2 separate regions of the Homo sapiens genome follow, and region 2 is linked to region 1. The links are chromatin contacts, found by Hi-C in ENCODE. All regions are on one chromosome and are shown on one strand. Each heading gives the region's core, a stretch centred on a gene start or an enhancer-like site at or near the end of the contact. The rest is flanking DNA. Distances are from core to core; before and after follow the strand shown.

Region 1 (5,983 bases), core at 3,480-5,979:
CATGGCAACCCTGACTGATCTCACCTGCTCGGTGTCAGATCGATTCCGCTTTCCTTCAGCTGGGGCTCCATCGCTTCGGATCACTTTGGGCTTCCGTTTTTTGCTCGATTCTGATGACATGGTTGTTCCTCCTGTTAAGAGGAGAAAGTTTTTGAGATTCTTCTGGAGTCATAACACTGAAGTCAAACTAGCAGTTCTGGCCACTTACAGACTTGGTAACTCAAGGAAAGTCATTTAACCCCTCAAAGCCTCAATTTAACCCTCTGTAATACAACAGGGAAGCATCTCTCAGCCTGTCCAAAACAAACTCCACCTTCTCTTTTAAAAAGGCATCACCACCCACTCCCACTGACCTCGGAATCATCTACTTCAACCTCTCCCTGCCCTGCCTCCACCCACATCCTGCTCCACACTCTCCATAGAGGAGACCTGCATTCAAGTGTTCACCCAGCTATCCAGGCACCATGTGTGTCTCCATCTCAACACCCTAGGCCAGGCCCTCCACATTCCTCTCCAGGACTACTCTAACAGTCTTGCCCAACAATACTGTCTAAATTCTCTTTCTTAAAAAAGACCGACCTAATTAATGCCTCTCCTGTTTCAAAACCTTTGCTGGCTCTTCATAATGCACTGAATATCCATATTCCCTGACTTGTCATAAAGACCCTTGATGGTTTGTCCCCAACCTACCTTCCCAACTTCATTTCTTGCATTCCTATTCCTACCGACCTTCCCACTGTCCCCAACCTCTGCTCCTAGCTGCAACTGCACCCTGCAATCCCAGTTCCCCAAACACTCCATGTCTTTTCCCCTGCTTGCAAAGATCTTCCTTTTCCTCCCTATATCCTTCAAGACTAAGCAATGCTCATCTGCTCTAGGAAGCCTGTCAGGTCTCCCCAAAGCCCTCTTTTGGCTACTTTGGGTACACTATTAGGGAATTTATCTCTATGAATCATTTACCTGTCTTCCCACCTAGATTGTGAGCTCTACCCTCTTCCCCCTGAGCCTGGCAGAGTGCTCCATAAATTAGTATCCAAACTCCTCGGTCTGGCATTTAAAGACACTCCCAATACTACTGTGATCACTGTGTGCTGGGCCTTGATCTAACTACTTTATGGGTATGTTCTCATTTGCTCCTTATAACAAACTTTTCAGCTAAGAACTACCACCATTTCACAGATGACAAAACTGAGGCTCGCAAGGGGAATTACTTGCAAGTAATTGCGAGTCACATGACTAGTAGGCCAAAATCCGGATCTATCCAATCAATGCCATACTGGTGCTCTTAACTACACTTTTATGCCTCCTAGTCCTGCCAGCCTCTCATCTAGTGATGCCATTGACTCCCAGGTTGATCCTAGAATTTAAAGTATAGAACCTACATTTCATGGGGCTCTACAGTCACAAAGCATCCTCCCTTGTTGCCTCACCACAGCCTCCTGAGGTGGGCAGCACTGTCCCCTTTACCCTAATCCCTCTTGCTCTGTCACCCAAGCTGGAGTGCAGTGGCACAATCATCACTCACTGAAGCTTCCACATCCCCGACTTGAGGGAGCCAATAGTTTGTCACGGTAAAAGTCAGAGAGCCCTGAACTGGAATCTCCATTCTACTCTTTCATGGCTATGAGTCCCCGGACGAGTCACTTCACTTTTCTCTGGGTCTGATTCCTCACAAATCAAATGAGAATAACAGTCCCTACCACAGGGGTTGTTGTGGGCTTTAACACAGGAGGCATTCCACTGGGGAAGGTGATGAAGATGACCTGGGACTGTGGCTTCAGATGATGCATAGGTGATCTTAAATAATGCTGAACACCTAAGGAGAAAGTTAATCCCTTTTCAATTCTTATTTTGAAACTTCTGATTGCTTCAAGGAGAACATCTCAGTTCCCTAGTTTGTCTTTAACATCTATGAATGCCAATGTTCCTTTGTAACAAAAGAACTCTATCCCACAGCCTTAAACAACAAAATCTAGCCAGAGTTTGTTAACAATGATCTAGTTGCATTATATTAACTATATTAATTTTTACCTTCTACATAAAACAAGTGAAAGCAGCTTTCCATTTCTGGTGGAGAGATTTCAAGTTTTCTCTCAAAGTAAATTTGAGTTTAAAAAGTGACTTGGCTGGGCGCAGTGGCTCAGGCCTGTAATCCCAGCACTTTGGGAGGCTGAGGCGGGTGGATCACCTGAGGTCAGGAGTTTGAGACCAGCCTGGCCAACATGGTGAAACCCCGTCAGTACCACAAATACAAAAATTAGCCGGGAGTGGAGGCGGGCGCCTGTAATCTCAGCTACTCAGGAGGCTGAGGTAGGAGAATCACTTGAACCCAGGGAGCAGAGGTTGCAATGAGCCGAGATCGCAGCCACTTCACTCCAGCCTGGGCAACAGAGCGAGATTCAGTCTCAACAACAACAAAAAAAGTGACTGGGCCCAACACCATGGCTCACACCTGTAATCCCAACACTTTGGGAAACCAAGGCAAGCAGAGGTGAGAGAATCGCTTGAGCCCAGGCGTTCAAGACCAGAGTGGGCAACAGAGCGAGACCCCATCTTTAGAAAACATTTTAAAATTAGCCTAGTATGGCGGTGCACACCTGTGGTCCCAAGCTACTCTGGAGGCTAGGGTGGGAGGATGGCTTGAGCCCAGAAGTTCCAGGCTGCAGTGAGCTATGATCGCGCCACTGCACTCAGTCTTGACAACAGAGATCCCGTTGCAAAAAAAAAATTTGGACTGGATTAAAAATTTTTAGTAAACCCCTCCCCCTCCCCCCTCCCCCTCTCTCCACGGTCTCCCTCTGATGCCGAGCCGAAGCTGGACTGTACTGCGGCCATCTCGGCTCACTGGAACCTCTCTGCCTGATTCTCCTGCCTCAGCCTGCCGAGTGCCTGCAATTGCAGGCGCGCGCCGCCACGCCTGACTGGTTTTCGTATTTTTTGGTGGAGACGGGGTTTCGCTGTGTTGGCCAGGCTGGTCTCCAGCTCCTGACCGCGAGTGATCGGCCAGCCTCGGCCTCCCGAGGTGCCAGGATTGCAGACGGAGTCTCGTTCACTCAGTGCTCAATGGTGCCCAGGCTGGAGTGCAGTGGCGTGATCTCGGCTCGCTACAACCTCCACCTCCCAGCCGCCTGCCTTGGCCTCCCAAAGTGCCAAGATTGCAGCCTCTGCCCGGCCGCCACCCCGTCTGGGAAGTGAGGAGCGTCTCTGCCCGGCTGCCCATCATCTGGGATGTGAGGAGCCCCTCTGCCCGGCTGCCCAGTCTGGGAAGTGAGGAGCACCTCTTCCCGGACCCCATCCCGTCTAGGAAGTGAGGAGTGTCTCTGCCCGGCCGCCCATCATCTCAGATGTGGGGAGCACCTCTGCCCCGCCGCCCCGTCTGGGATGTGAGGAGCACCTCTGCCCGGCTGCGACCCCGTCTGGGAGGTGAGGAGCGTCTCTGCCCGGCTGCCCCGTCTGAGAGGTGAGGAGCCCCTCCACCCAGCAGCCGCCCCGTCCGGGAGGTGGGGGGCAGCCCCCGCCCGGCCAGCCGCCCCGTCCGGGGGGGAGGTGGGGGCCAGCCCCAGCCCGGCCAGCCGCCCCGTCGGGTCGGGGGTAGGGGGGCGCCTCCGCCTGGCCGCCACCCCGTCCGGGAGGTGGGGGGCGCCTCTGCCCGGCCGCCCCTTCTGGGAGGTGAGGAGCCCCTCTGCCTGGCCGCCACCCCGTCTGGGAGGTGTACCCAACAGCTCATTGAGAACGGGCCATGATGACGATGGCGGTTTTGTCTAGTAGAGAGGGGGGAAATGTGGGGAAAAGATAGAGAAATCGGATTGTTGCTGTGTCTGTGTGGAGAGAGGTGGACAAGGGAGACTCCATTTTGTTCTGTACTGAGAGAAATTCTTCTGCCTTGGGATGCTGTTGGTCTATAGCCTTACCCCCAACCCCGTGCTCTCTGAAACATGTGCTGTGTCCACTCAGGGTTAAATGGATTAAGGGCGGGGCAAGATGTGCTTTGTTAAACAGAAGCTTGAAGGCAGCATGCTCCTTAAGAGTCATCACCACTCCCTAATCTCAAGTACCCAGGGACACAAACACTGCGGAAGGCTGCAGGGTCCTCTGCCTAGGAAAACCAGAGACCTTTGTTCACTTGTTTATCTGCTGACCTTCCCTCCACTATTGTCCTATGACCCTGCCAAATCCCCTCTGCGAGAAACACCCAAGAATTATCAATAAATACTAAAACAAACAAACAAACAAATTTTTAATAAACGGTAGTAGAGGTGGTAAGTTGATCTGGCAAAGCCTACAAAGACCGGACCTGAAAGGCTTAAGTGTGGGAAATCCTGACTTTGGCAACACAGTAGAGTGCCTGGCACACCGAAGAGCACGATATATGTGAGCTGTTACCATCACCACCACCCCCACCCCCATCAGGCTACATTACCACAATCAAGAGGCTCCAACGTGAAGCCTGAGGATGCTGCAGCGAACACTTTTCGGATGAGGTAACAGCGCAGCGCCGAGAGGCCGGGGACCGCGGGTAGTGAGGGAGGAGAAGCCGGGTCAGACCCCAGCCCAGGGGCGCCCTTTGGGCGATCAGCACCTCAGTCCCGGAGCGCCCAGCCCCGCCCCATCTCCCAGCCCCACTGCCCTTGTCCCCTCCTCACCTCACAGCTCCAAGAACCTGGCACCGGGAGTAAGCCACTGCCGGAGGCGGAGCAAAGCTTGCCCGCGCACCATAGAGAACCGGAAGTAAGGAAGGGGCGGCCGACCGGAAGCGAGGCGTAGAGGCCGGAAGCTCAGCGCGGAGGCCCCCGAGGGAGGTGGTGGCGTGGTGAGACTGTAAAAACAAAGACACATGCTTCTCGTTCACTGTGCCCAGGGCCTAAGAGAGTGTCCAGCAGCTAGTGGGCGCTCCACCGAGTAGTTGAATTAATGTTGTGTTATGTCCAAGATAACACGAAAGAACCTGGTAGCGCGGCGGGGAAGATTTCGGCGCTAGAGGATTTGCCTGCATAACCTTACTTCTTAATTATTATTTTTACCATAATATGCCACGCCAGTGAAGGCAACAAGTCAGGGAGGGCATTAACCTCATTTTACACTTGGCTTTTTGAGGAGTGCATCACCAGTTTCTCCATTTTAGGCCTGACTTGCCCAGGACAGAGTCACAACTCTAACGCAGTATTTGAAAGCTTCAGGTATTTCCTACCCCTGGCATGAACTGTACAAACAAGGCCCAGGATTTTTTCGTGTAAATCCTCATCTGGAGCTAGTAACACGTGTCCTGAATCCCTGGTTGTACGGGGCCAGTTCCTTCTCCTTCCCAGGAGCAAGGAGGAAAATACTGGCTCTTTTTTATTTTTATTTTTATTTGAGACAGAGTTTTGCTCTCTCACCCAGGCTGAAGTGCAGTGGCGCAATCCCCGCTCACTGCAAACTCCGACTCCAGGGTTTAAAGGATTCTCCTGCCTCAGCCTCCTAAGTAGCTGGGATTACAGGCATGCACCACCATGCCCAGCTAATTTTTGTATTTTTAGTAGAGACAGGGTTTCACCATGTTGCCCAGGCTGGTCTTGAACTCCTGACCTCACTCAAGTGATCTGCCCACCTCGGACTTCCAAAATGCTGGGATTACAGGCGTGAGCCACTGCACCCAACCAGTACTGACTGTTGAGAATAGCTCAAGAACACAGTACCCTCCAGGAGGGTAGATCTGCCATGTGGGACTAAGCCCACCAGCTCTACTGTGCCCTGCCTCAGGCACCTGCTAAAGTTCCTTGCAGATGAAGAAAAGACACTGATTTATAGTAAATATTTAATTGTTTCCATCAGCAATTCCAGCACAAGTTTTCCTGGATGGTAGGCAGAATCAAGCTACCCAAGGGTTCATGATGAGGTATGGGGGTCACTGAGGAGACCCCCAGAGTCACTGACCCCTCCCGCCACCTCCACACACCAGGTGGCCCTGCAGAATGAGGGTTGGGCTGATAGAATGTCAATTAGG
Region 2 (5,915 bases), core at 2,060-4,559, 800 kb after region 1:
GTAAAACTTTTTGTTCTGTTAGCTGATGTATGTAGCCCCCAGTCACGTTCCTCACGCTTACTTGATCTATTATGACTCTTTCACATAGACCTTTAGAGTTGTAAGCCCTTTAAAGGGCTAGGAATTTCTTTTTCGGGGAGCTCGGCTCTTAAGACACGAGTCTGCCGACGCTCCCGGATGAATAAAAAACCTCTTCCTTCTTTAATCCGGTGTCTGAGGAGTTTTGTCTGCGACTCGTCCTGCTACATTACCAAATGCCCAGGTGATTCAGATGCAGGGACTCCGACTACATTCTGAGAAACCATGTTCCAGAATCCAGGCCATGTCTGTAACCCTGCACCCAGCGATGGGCTTGGCATGGAATTTTTAATGATTGTTTGCTGAATAAAGAAATGGGAAACTATCTGCTGACAAATTCTTCTGCCCTGAATGCCCTCTCTGCCTCTACTCCACTGTCTTAACCAACATTCAATGCTCAAGTGTTTTGTGAAATTCCACTGGAAGGCTCAGCACTAACGATCCCATAAGTACCAATATTTTTTCACCAGCAGCTTCTTCCCCTTAGTAAACAAAGGGTCAAGTCTCTTATCTTAGAGAAACGAAGTTTCTCCTCTGCCTTCATGTTCTTTTCTGCCGCTGCCTTCTCCCACACCTTCCTCTGGCAGCTAAACATCCTGAGTTCTCTTCAGTCTTGCTGGTCCCACTTCCCTGCCTCCCATCTGGTCCCCATTCATTTTAAGTGCTCTTGACAAAGTCAAAAACAACTGCCCACAGCCATTATCTGGGCGTGAATGGTGACCACTCCTTCACAAAACTCTCAACTCCTAGGCCCCATTCTTGCCTGTCTTCCCATCTTGCTCACCATTCCATTCAAGTTTCCTTCCTGACCCGTTTCACCTCCTGCACTGTGAAGCTGGAGATCCCCACTCCCACCGCCCAATTCTGTTCTTGGTTCTCTTCTCAGTTTTTGGTGTCCTCCACTTCCCCTTCCGCCTCTAGACTAAACAATCTGGCCCAAACTGATGTCCCAGAACACTCTTGTGTACTAAACAGCTTCAGGTGCAGCTAACTACTGGGCACTTTCATCTCTAACCTCTTTCCTCAGGAATAGCTACCCAGTCACCCATGCCAGAAAGTTGGGGGCTCCTCTCTCTTCCTCAGCTTCCACACTCGATGATAATAACGTTTATCAAGTTGGGCACAATGGCTTGCACCTATAATCCCGGTGACTCAGGAGGCTGAGGTAGGAAGATTGCTTGAGCCCAAGAATTCAAGGCTGCAGTAAGCTATGACTGCACCACTGCATTCCAGCCTGGGTGACAGAACGACACCCGGTCTCTTAAAAAAAACTTTTATCAAGCTATGAGTAGATCCCAGGTATTTTTCCCAAGCACTTTAAATATATTAACTCTTATAACCTTTAGAAGAAGCCTATAAGATTAAGTACTCTTTTTTTTTTTGAGACAGTCTCTTGCTGTCGCCCAGGCTGGAGTGCAGCGGCATGATCTTGGCTCATTGCAACTTCTGCTTCCCAGGTTCAAGCAATTCTCTCCCGAATAGTGGGGATTACAAACATGCACCACCACACCTGGCTAATTTTTTATTTTTAGTAGAGACAGTTTTGCTATGTTGGCCAGGCTGGTCTCAAACTCCTGACCTCAAGTGATCTGTCTGCCTCGGCCTCCCAAACTGCTGGAATTACAGGCGTGAGCCACTGGACCCGGCCAAGAACTCTTAATATCTCCACATTACAGATGACAAAACTGAGAGATGGAGAGCTTAATGTCCAACTGGCAGAACCAGGATTCTAACACACCACTCTGGCTGAAGAGCCTGCCTACCCCCTCTGCCCTAATCTCGGCCAGGCCTTCAGCCTCTTTGGAATAGCGTGACTGGCCTCCCCTCATAGTGATTCTCCACACGTCTGCCTACCTGAATTTCTGAAACACAAATGTCACTATTTGGCTTAAAACACTCCCTTTTCTTCCCACTGTCTACAAGGAAAAGTTCAAATCCTAAGTAAGAATCGCATCTCCTGCCACTACGCTCCTAAGTCTATGCTTCAACACTTGTTCATTTACTCTTGATCAGAGACACCGTTTGATTCACCTCGGTGTCTTTGCGCATATTATCTGGCTATTACCTTATTTTCCCCCAATGCCTGGGAAAATGCCAGGGACACACGGGCACTTAAATATTTGTGGAAAAGGCATGGCTTCTTCAGTCATGTTCCCCCCCCCCGCCCCCCTTATTCTGAACCCAAAGCAATGATCAGCGTATGTGTTCAATAAATATTTGCTGGATGAATAAAGGATGCTATTTCCCTTCCCTAGTCACCTACCTGGCAAACTCCTATTCCTTCTTCTAAAAGAAATTTACCTCTCACTCTTGTGGGCTTCCCTACCTTAATATCCCTTCTAGCCCAGCAAACAATGTTCATTAGATTTGTACCTGAAACTTCTATCACAGGGCATATCACACCATACTACAATGGTTTGTGCACATTCGAGATTGGAGAGCTTTATTAAGGGCGGGCTGGCACTGTATCATCGATGGCCATTGGGACAACAAACATTTGGTGAGCATTCTCATATGTCTGTCTTCTCGTTAGCCTGTGAGCTCCCTAGGCAGGGACCATGCCCCATTCATTCCGGTAATGTGGGAGCCTGGCACGGTGTCTGGCTTGGGGCAGACACCGAAATAGATGCTGAGAATTAACATCCAAAGATGTACCGTGCAGGCTGGGAAATTAGCCATTACTGGGGAAAGGCTGTGGCCGGCGGCCCCAACTGCTACATAAGATCAGAGGATGGGCTGGATCAGCGCCTCTCGCACTTATAAATCAATCACCTTAGGATTTTGTTCAAATGTAGATTCCTATTTAAAAGATCTACGGCGGAGACTCCACATTTCTAAGAAGCTCCCGGCTCGTGCCGACGGGGCTGCTCCGCGGACCACTTAGAGAATCCCGTTCAGGGTGGCTCATTTCGCTACCAGAACACCACCATAGCGCGGGAAGCGCGCAGCCTCTTGGGACTTGCAGTCCCTCCAAGCCCTTCATAGCGGCCGGCCGCTTATTCCTGTGCGAGTAAGGAGCGCCCAGGCCAACCCTCCGGCTGCAGGCTGAGGGGCGGGGGAGAGGTACCTGTTTGGGCTCCGTGGGCACGGGCGGCGGCGGGGGCACCGCCTGCACGGGTCCGGCCGGCATGACTGCGACGCTCAGGGCTGCCAGTCCGCCTCGGTGTCGGTGAGCGGTGCCGCCTCAAGACAGCCTCCCCGCTCGGTCAGTACGACGAGCTCGCAAGATGGCGGCGGCCGAGCGAGTTGCGGCCGCGAAGGTACGACTGGCGCACTTCCGGGACCGTCCCCTCGCCGTGACGCGCTTCCCGCCCCTCCCCGCGGGCACCGCGGCGTCCGACGCCGTTGCCAAGGCAGCGGCCTGAGCGCCCGGCTAGGGCTTTTCGGGGATCCCGGTGGCCGCAGGCGCACCGGGGGCAGTTCCGGGAGCCGACCAGACACGAAGGCTGAAGCCGCGACGCCGAAGACAGGTGAGATGTTGTACGTCACCCGCCGGACCCCCGCCGCACTCACCTCGCGGCTCCTTTACTCCACAGGCCAGTACCTCGCTCCCTTCGACCCCGCCTTCCAAGAGCCCAGCTCCCTCCCATTGGTCTCTCATTTAGGAGAGCCCCTGTCCCCTCAGGCTCACCGCCTAAGAGCCCCACTTCCCTACTCCCTTAGTCCCCCCTTTCATTTCAGACCCACATCCTCCAAGCCCCGCTTCCAAATCCTACGCCCTTAATTCGCTTTTCCCACGGAACCTGCCTTTTCTTGCTTCCATCCCCTGCCTTCCGTAGTCCCGCCCTCAAGCCCCACTGGGGGCCTCCCTCTCAAATCAAGGCTGCTGCTTTCTTTGTCTTTCTTTTTTCTTTTTTTCTGAGACAAGGTCTTGCTCTGTCACCCAGGCTGGAGTGCAGTGGCGCGATCTTGACTCTCTGCAACCTCCGCCTCCCGAGTTCAAGCGATTCTCCTGCCTCAGCCTCCCGAGTGGCTGGGACTACAGGCGCCCACCACACCCGGCTAATTTTTTTTTTTTTTTTTTTGGCATTTTTAGTAGAGACGGGGTTTCACCATGCTGGCCAGGCTGGTCTGGAACTCCTGACCTCAAATGATCCGCCCGCCTCGGCTTCCCAAAGTGTTAGGGTTACAGGCGTGAGCCACCGCGCCCGGCCAGTTTTTAAATTTTTTTTTTTGTAGGGACATGGGAGGACGTCTCCCTATGTTGCCCAGGCTGGTCTCAAACTCCTGGGGTCAAGCGATCCTCCCGCCTTGGCCTCCCAAAGTGCTGGGATTACACGCATGAGCCATCACGCAGGGCTGCTGCTTTAGGCTTCACCCCTCACTCTCACAGATGCAGCCCTGCAAGCTATGCGGCTCGCTCCCCAGAGGCCTACCTCGAATCCCGCCGGCTTCTCTCCCTCTCCTGCGATTCCCCCCTCTCTCCTTCCTCCTCTCCTCAACTCTGGAAAGCGGGGAGCTGGCTCCGAACCTGTTCCTGGACTTCAGTTTCCTCACCTGTGAAATGAGGGAGTGATAGGAAAGGTTGCTCTCTCAAGTCTTCCCCCTCCCCCCACACACATCGTAGCTGTGTGTCATGGTTGTTATTAATGTAGAATAATGATAGCTGGGATGTATTGGTCATTTACTATGAGCCGGATACTGTGCCCAACACTTCATGTGTTACGTCATTTATTCCTTATAGCAACCTATTTACAAATGAGGACAGTGAAGTTTGGAGTTGGTAGAGTGGGAATGCAAGTTCAAGCCAGTCTTATTCCTCTACTAGTGCAGTTAGTTATTTTGCCCTCAGTCCCTTCAGTATCCCCAGGGATCCAGGCAATTAACAATCTCATGTTTGAGACTGACATCTGCCACATAGCTGGTTTTAGAGTTTCCCGTGTTTTCATGGTGGTGGCTTTGAATCTCACCAGGCACCCTGGCTGGGAAGTAGGCATCATCTTTACCGAGTAGGGTTAGGGTACTAGTTCTGAGAGAGAGAAGGCGCTTGAATGTTGAACGGAAATGCAGGAAAGGCTCCTGCTCTTCTCTGGGAGTCAAAAGTCCACCTTGAGCCCCAGGAAATTGAGGAGAGGCAGAGATAGCTGCTGCTCCTCCCTAAGGGCTCAATTAGTGCTGTCACCTATGTGGTCATGGGTACAGTGCCGGGCTGGCAGCTTCAGACTGAGGGTTCCACTCAAGACCCAGGAATTGCAGAAAGAGCTCACGTCAAGTGCTTCTTCACTTGACACACACATAAAGTACTTCTTAAACTATGCTTGTATCTGCATGACTTCAATTTTCAGAAGAAACAACATAAGGTCATCTTGGATTTTCCTGACACTTGGGCATTTGCTGCTGCTTATCTGATCCAGGATCTACTGGGAGTTGATATCCAGGATGGCCCCATGTGGCAGCTATAGTTATTTGAAGGTGAACAGATCAGTGTTTCCTGGTGCCTTCACAAGCAAGCTTATGAATTCCAGATGCTTTGCCACCTGAATACACTTTCTCCCAGGTTGGGGGCTTCTTGATTTCTTTATTTCTTTCATGCCCATTCCAGGAAGGAAACCCAGAATACTTCCGTGTGTTATTTTGCCTTTGTTTCTGCCTCCCTCCTTGGAGACATAAAATCTCTTGGGCAGCAGTAGTTCATTGGCAGTTGCCAAGACAACAGGAGTGTAGGATGTGGGCATGTGTGTTGTGAGTATCATGGGGCAGACACGTATCCCTTGGGTGATATCCCATGGGTGAAACTGGCACACACAAGCTTACCCCTTGCGGAGACCCTCAGATATCACTGGTAGTTCCTGGAGGACAGGGCTCCTTGTGCCCTGCTGTGTTCCTGGTCTTGACGT

What was found. Hi-C counts contacts between places; a loop is a spot of excess contacts on that map. Pooled maps may share reads with other maps.
Region 2: a pooled map shows a loop between it and region 1 (7-fold over the local background). The contact joins the promoter of SF3A1 here to the promoter of THOC5 in region 1. A Hi-C loop is called at or near these places in 8 of 50 pooled maps.

The regions. Positions count from the first base shown.
Region 1 is chr22:29,549,028-29,555,010 of GRCh38, forward strand. THOC5 (THO complex subunit 5) reads right to left here and starts at 4,730. Exons shown (of 20, transcript NM_003678.5): 1 at 4,644-4,730; 2 at 25-131. The coding sequence starts at 120. NIPSNAP1 (nipsnap homolog 1) reads right to left here. Exons shown (of 10, transcript NM_003634.4): 10 at 5,781-5,983. RefSeq lists enhancers at 2,853-3,552, 4,950-5,647, 5,031-5,100 and a silencer at 4,441-4,630.
Region 2 is chr22:30,353,585-30,359,499 of GRCh38, forward strand. It overlaps SF3A1 (splicing factor 3a subunit 1), which reads right to left and starts at 3,310. Exons shown (of 16, transcript NM_005877.6): 1 at 3,146-3,310. The coding sequence starts at 3,208. CCDC157 (coiled-coil domain containing 157) reads left to right here and starts at 3,423. Exons shown (of 12, transcript NM_001017437.5): 1 at 3,423-3,548. RefSeq lists a silencer at 3,007-3,256 and an enhancer at 4,192-4,791.